Linked DNA regions of Homo sapiens: region 2 is linked to region 1. The links are chromatin contacts, found by Hi-C or POLR2A ChIA-PET in ENCODE. All regions are on one chromosome and are shown on one strand. The core of a region is the stretch at or near the end of the contact, and the rest is flanking DNA. Distances in the headings are between cores, read along the strand shown.

Region 1 (3,161 bases), core at 231-2,730:
AAAAAACAAGTAATGGTGGTAAACTGCAATTACTGTTGCACTGACCTAATATAGTCCATTTGAGTTAATTTTTGTATATGGTAGCCATTCAAACTCATTATTTTGCATATAAATACTTAGTTGTCTCAGCAAAATTTCTTGAAAAGACTATTATTTCCTCCATTGATTGGTCTTGGCACCCTTGTTGGTATTGTTGTTATTGAGTTGAAGGTGTTCTTTATGTATTCTGGATGACAGAATACATAAAGAAATAAATTGACCATATATATAAGGTTTTATTTCTAGACTGTCAATTCTACTCCATTCATCCATTGTCTATATTGATCAATATGTCTATCATTATGTCAGTAACACATTGTCTTGATTATTATAGCTTTGTAAAAAGCCTTAAAATCAACAAGTGTAAGTCCTCCAACTTTCTTCTTTTCAAAGTTTTGACTATTCTGTGTCTCTTGCATTTTCATATAAATTTTATGATCAGCATATCAAATTCTGCAAAAACATAGCTGAAATTTAATAGAGATGAAGTTCAACCTATAGACCAATTGGGGGAATTTTTCCATCTTAATACTGAGGTTTATTATTTTTTTCTTTATGAGTCCTTCTGTTTTTTCTTTCCCACCACCTCTAGTATAAGGCTTCTATCCTCAAGGTCACTTGGTGGTCTAAAATGACTCTTGCCCTCATGCCCATATTCAGACAGCAGAAAAGAGCAAGTGAGGAAGAAAAAATGTCAATGTATCCCCTTGCAGGGTTTAACCTGTCTTTCCAGTTATTGATATCAGGTTAGAATTTTCCCTTGTCAGAATTTTCCCTAAACCTTTTTCACTCTGATATCCCGTGTTCTTCAACATTTAAAATCCTGGGTTATCAAAGTCTCATTTGTAAGCCTCATATCCCATGCTGTAAGTAAGTCTTGACCCCATAAATTGATGGCTACATTTGCCACATAAGGCTGGAAAGTCCAGAGTGAGCTTAAGGTTGTAAAAATTCTTTAATAAATAAACAGAGTAACCTTAGCTCTCTGAGTGCTAGTGAACTCAGATCGAGTGATTGAATTATGTGGTCTCTACTAGACTGCAGCTTTTCCATGTTTACCAGACCCATCAGTAAACAGTGTTAAAGCATTAGGTATGGGGGAGTGCAATACCGCTTTGAATTGCCTTTTACTTAAAGGAATCCTGATGATATCACAGTCATAACTGAGCAATTGACTGCATTAATTATCAATATGGAAAGCTGAAATAAGTAACAAGAAGTTTAAAAAGAAAATCTGAAAGCATATCTAGAAGGAGAGACTTAAATAATATACTTTAACCATGTGCTTAAAGCCACAGGCAGAATAGCTTAGATCTTGTAATTGAGTTTTCGGGCTGACCAAGTTTATGGACTTCAATCTGGCAAACAGTCTTGAAAACAGTGACTCACTAGCTGAGGAACTCAATTTAGGACTCTTTTAGCAAGTACAAATCAAAGACTATCTAATCAGTGGGTTAAGACAGTGATTCATGCTTATGTTTTCACTACACTTACATACAACTCTTTTTCACTTTCTGAGAAGGGCACTGCCAAGACCAGCGTGGTTGTGGAGACCATAACCCAGAGGCGCTAGAGGAATTCAAGACACACACACAGAAATAAAGGGTGGGAAGTGGGAAATCAGGGGGCTTATGGCTTTCTGAGCTGAAAGCCCTGAACAGAGTTTTACTCCCATATTTATTGACAGCAAGCCAGTGATAAGCATCGTTTCTATAGATCATAGATTAACTGAAAGCATTCCTTATGGGAAACAAAGGGATGGGCCAAAACAAAGGGATGGGCTCTGGCTAGCTGTCTGCAGCAGGAACATGTCCTTAAGGCACAGATTGCTCATGCTATCATTAGTGGTTTGGGAATGCCTTTAAGGAATTTTCTGCCCTGGGTGGGCCAGGTGTTCCTTGCCCTCATTCCAGTAAACCAACAACCTTCAAGGTGGGCATCATGGCCATCACAAACATGTCATGGTGCTGCAGAGATTTTGTTTATGGCCTGTTTTGGGGCCAGTTTATGGCCAGATTTGGGGGCCTGTTCCCAACAGGGCACAACATTTTTACCTTCTAATTTAACAAATATCATTTAATTAGGTTTAAATTTCTTCTTTAAAGCGTAATGTGTGGTTTTACATGCCTAGCTTTTAATTACTCTTCAACTAATTCATGGGCCCTCTGTAATCTCTTTCCCTTCAAAGGTTACTGTTTTACTTAAATTGAATTTGGAAAGCTACATCAGGGATAGGAGAGAGATGACAATAGTGGCCATTATTAGAAAAGATGCTTTTCAAATTCTTACATTTTACTTACATCTTAGCAGAGAATCATAGCCTGAGATGTAACACATGAAATTTTGCAATGGGCTGCCCACAGAGCCAGAGGGCAGTGGTGCAGGTCCTGGGAGGTGGCCACATTGTACTTGTTTAGGCTTTGCCTGTGTCTGTGCTGCTCCCTTGCTCCTTTGCCAGAGGGATGCTGCCGTCCTGGGCAGACCTTGTTGGCTTTGTCGCTGTGAGCTTTTCTGCCTCTGAGCATTTTCTCCTGCCCACTGCCTGCTTGGCCACGTGGTTTTGGCTTCTAATGCCTTTTTCTTATCTTTTTATAAACATACACCTGATTGCCTTGCCGATTTTGCATTACTGAGCAGGTTAAGAGCTCTCCTTCTTCTTCTTTTTTTAGATGGAGTCTTGCTCTGTTGCCCAGGCTGTAGTGCAGTGGTGCAATCTCAGGTCACTGAAAGCTCCAAGCTCCACCTCCTGGGTTCATGCCATTCTCCTGCCTCAGCCTCCCAAGTAGCTGGGGCTACAGGTGCCCACCAACATGCCTGGCTAATTTTTTGTATTTTTAGTGGAGACGGGGTTTCACCATGTTAGCTAGGATGGTCTGGATCTCCTGACCTCATGATCTGCCTGCCTCGGCCTCCCAAAGTGCTGGGATTATAGGCATGAGCCACTGCACCCGGCTAAGAGCTCTCCTTCTAATGCTGCCTGCTTAAGACAGGGACTGATAGCTGTAGCGTATCCTCTGTCCTTCTTCCTATCTATTGGAGGAGGAAGCTTAGGTAAGACCTCCATTTCCTCTTTGTTATTTTGGCCCAGTGATATTGGCACTGAGGGAAGGGGAGGTGATAAG
Region 2 (3,161 bases), core at 390-2,889, 42 kb after region 1:
CAGTTCCTTGCTAAGGGACGAAGGCCATTCTTAGCACATGAGCTATTCCTTTCTTTCCTGATTACAGGAGTTGAAATTTCCTTTTCATGGGTTTCCTGAAAGCAAAAGTAACATCCCTGGACACCTTGCTGGAGAGGCAGTGTATTACTTGTAACCAAACACATATTCCCCCAGTAGGAAGGTCACATGAGTAAAGGAAAGAAAGGCCCTGTGTGTTGGCCCAGTCTCCACTTGTCCATGAAGCTTTCTGTAGCAGCCCCAATTTCAGCCCCTTCTCTGTTGTTTGCACATTGCCTCAGCCTCCACTTCAGGCAGTCTCTTCTGTCTGCCTTATTGCCTATATAAGCATTTCTAAAACTTTAACCTGCCTACAAATCATCTGGGAGTCTTGCTAAAAATGCAGATTCTGATCAGTAGCTCTGGGGTGGGGCTTGAGATTCAGCCTTTCTGAAAAGCTCCCAGAGGGTATGGATGCTGTTAGTCCATGAACTTCACTGTGAATAAGGAAGCCCTACATCAAACCATGGCACTGCTGTTCATTGCCTTCCAATTGTTTCACATCCTCTGTGCATGCCATAATGCTTAATTCAATACTGTGTCCATGGACGCTGGTTCTAAGTGTTTGGTGGGCACCATGGAAGCTATCAGAAAATCACAAAAACTAACCTGATTCTTCAGTTTCAGGAATTGGAGCTAGGATCATGGACAATTAAAGAGAAGAAAACCTCTGCCCCTCTCGCAGCCCCAGGATGTCTCAGTTTCAATTCCTGTGTTGAAATCCCCTTCTCCTCACCTGTTCTTTCACCTTTTTGTCTTGGCTTCTGTAGAAGGATTGAAACTAACAACCTTTGAGTTTAAGTACTTAAAGTAATTTCCTTCTTGCAGGTTTTGAGTTATCTACATGATTCATCTCCCCCTCTGCTTTTTGAGAGTCTACAACTCCCTGCCCCAGCAAGCCCCCAAGCCCACTCACTCCTGGGATGTGTCACAGTTGCTTTGCCAGTTCCCTGGGACTCCCCCTTGCTCTGTGATATCAGCCTTCTTTCTGGAATAGAGAAGACGTGGATGCCTGCCCCATCCACATCTCACTAATCCTTTCTCTGTTGTTTGCACACTGCCTCAACTGGGGATCCTGTGTGCCGTGCTTTCTGCAGAAGAGCCACACAGCCTCAAGGTCATGGAGGCTGTGAACATGGGTGGGACCAAGACGCAGCTCAGAAACAGGTGGGTGCTTATTATTCCATTGCTGCTCGCCTCACCCAAGGTCACTGAGCAACGTCTAAGGTGTCATAACTGACACATATGAATCAATAGGTGACCGGAGGAAGTAGGGACTACCCTGGGCCAGGGGCAGGGCAAATGGCTGGATGGCCAAATTGCATCTGAAGGAGTAGCTGTCACATGAAGAATCCTACACAGGGGCCGATGGTGTGTCCTGACCCAGGTTTCTGGTTCCATCTCGTAACAGCTTAATCCACTGGGTGGGGCCTGGCAGAAAAAGTACAGACACCATCTAAATCTGTGTACAAAATCCAGGTGATCTGTCCTTTTGGGCCACAATGCAGAGTGTGAGTCTAAAGAAAGCTGAGGACATCCAAGATGAGGGGAGAGGGCCTTCCACAGCTAGGCAGGATTTCAGGGCCCCCTACTGGGCCAGAGATTTAAGGATGCCAGAGTTTCTTTTCCCTCCACAACAAAGATAGCCTGACAATGTATAAAACTAAAATTTTATGGCATGTTGTTGTAGGGGGTAGAGGGGTTTGAAAGAAAGTGCATATGCTTTCCTCCTTCATATTATTATTTTTTAAAGTGTGCTGAAAGCAGTGTTGCAATCTGATTGTTTAATCTAGCACAATTTGCTTTGCTAGAAGTAACCTTTTTGAGGGAAACCTGCTATCTGTGGTATGAAATCTAGTTCCTGATCTCATCAAGGTGTGACTTTCAACATGTCTCTACTGGGTTATCTGTCTTTTTCTTCCAACTTTGTAAGAACTCTGGATATTGTAGATATCAATACTTTATTCATCATCTTAGTTGCAAATTTTTCTTTTGCAAAAATATTTTTGAACTGGCTTTGCTGTGACCTATTTTGTTCTACAAAAAGTTGAACAATTTATATACTCAAATATGTTTACCTTTTTACACAGCTTCTGGATTTCTGAGTCAATTATTGCTGAAATAGGGAAACACTATTAATTCTCGTATGGTCCAGAAGGTTTTTTTTTTCCAGATAGACTTGGTTTTTCTAGGTATATGGGCATGCAAAGTTTTACCAATATTTTTCCTTCTTGTTCTTATTGCATTTGTTAGACTCTCTAAGACAACATTAAATTTCAATGGTGATAGCAGGAATCTATGTATGATTTCTGAACTTAATTGGCTTAGTTTTAATATTTTACCATTTGGGGTGTTTTTTTGATGATTTTAAATAACAGAATTTATCACAAAAAATTCTATTTAGAATTTTTATTGGGAATAATTGCTGGATTTTATAAAATAATTTTTCAGTATCTATTAATATGATCATTTGGGGTTTTATTCTACAGTTTGTTGATTGAATGCATCGAGAGAGTAGACTTCCTAAGCTGAACCACGTTTCTATATTTGGGTAACATCACTTGACCATAGTATATATATTTTGATATATTGCTGAATTTCATTCACCAATGTTTTGACTATTACTTGTGGACTTACATGAGATTGATAAACAGTTGCCTTTTTTCATTCTATCTTTAAAATAGTCTGGCTTCATAAAGTTGAATGGGAAGTTTTCCATCTTTTTCCGTGAGGTGGAATAATTTAAATATGATAATATTATCTCTTCTTTAAAGGGTAAGTAGAACTTAGCTGTGAAAATATTTGGTTCTGGTACCCTTTTAAAAAGTAGATATTAGTTTACCTTTCTAATTTTTCTGTGTTAATTGGCCTATTTATATATTCTACTTATTTTTGGGTTTTGATAATTTACATTTTTCTGGGAGATCGCTCATTTCCTTGAGGTTCCCAGTGTGTCACCACAGAGTTGTATGTAGAATTCATCTACGCTTTCCTTATCCTTTCCATTTTTCTACGTCTCCTCTCTCATCCTGAATAAATTGACAGTTTGCAGAAAGAAAATGCTAATGGCTAACAAACATACAAACATTCTCAAGCACAGTAAT

Evidence for each region. A loop is a pair of places that touch in the nucleus more often than their neighbours do. ChIA-PET counts read pairs that join two places held with the same protein, here RNA polymerase II (POLR2A). Pooled maps may share reads with other maps.
Region 2: a loop to region 1 is called in a pooled map, with 2.6 times the contacts of the local background. The contact joins two enhancer-like sites. A Hi-C loop is called at or near these places in 2 of 168 maps with a recorded cell type or tissue (B cell and naive thymus-derived CD4-positive, alpha-beta T cell), 14 of 37 single-sample maps with no recorded cell type and 15 of 50 pooled maps. POLR2A ChIA-PET finds 5 or more read pairs at or near these places in 10 of 52 experiments (CD4-positive, alpha-beta T cell, CD8-positive, alpha-beta memory T cell, MCF 10A and 6 more).

The regions. Positions count from the first base shown.
Region 1 is chr3:46,333,595-46,336,755 of GRCh38, reverse strand. No RefSeq gene overlaps it. Among named protein-coding and RNA genes, the nearest start is that of CCR2, 19 kb to the left of the region's middle. Within about 2 kb of position 1,480, at least 2 of the 41 ENCODE cell types and tissues checked have a DNase peak (open chromatin) inside an H3K27ac peak, as active enhancers do.
Region 2 is chr3:46,291,974-46,295,134 of GRCh38, reverse strand. No RefSeq gene overlaps it. Among named protein-coding and RNA genes, the nearest start is that of CCR3, 51 kb to the right of the region's middle. Within about 2 kb of position 1,639, at least 2 of the 41 ENCODE cell types and tissues checked have a DNase peak (open chromatin) inside an H3K27ac peak, as active enhancers do.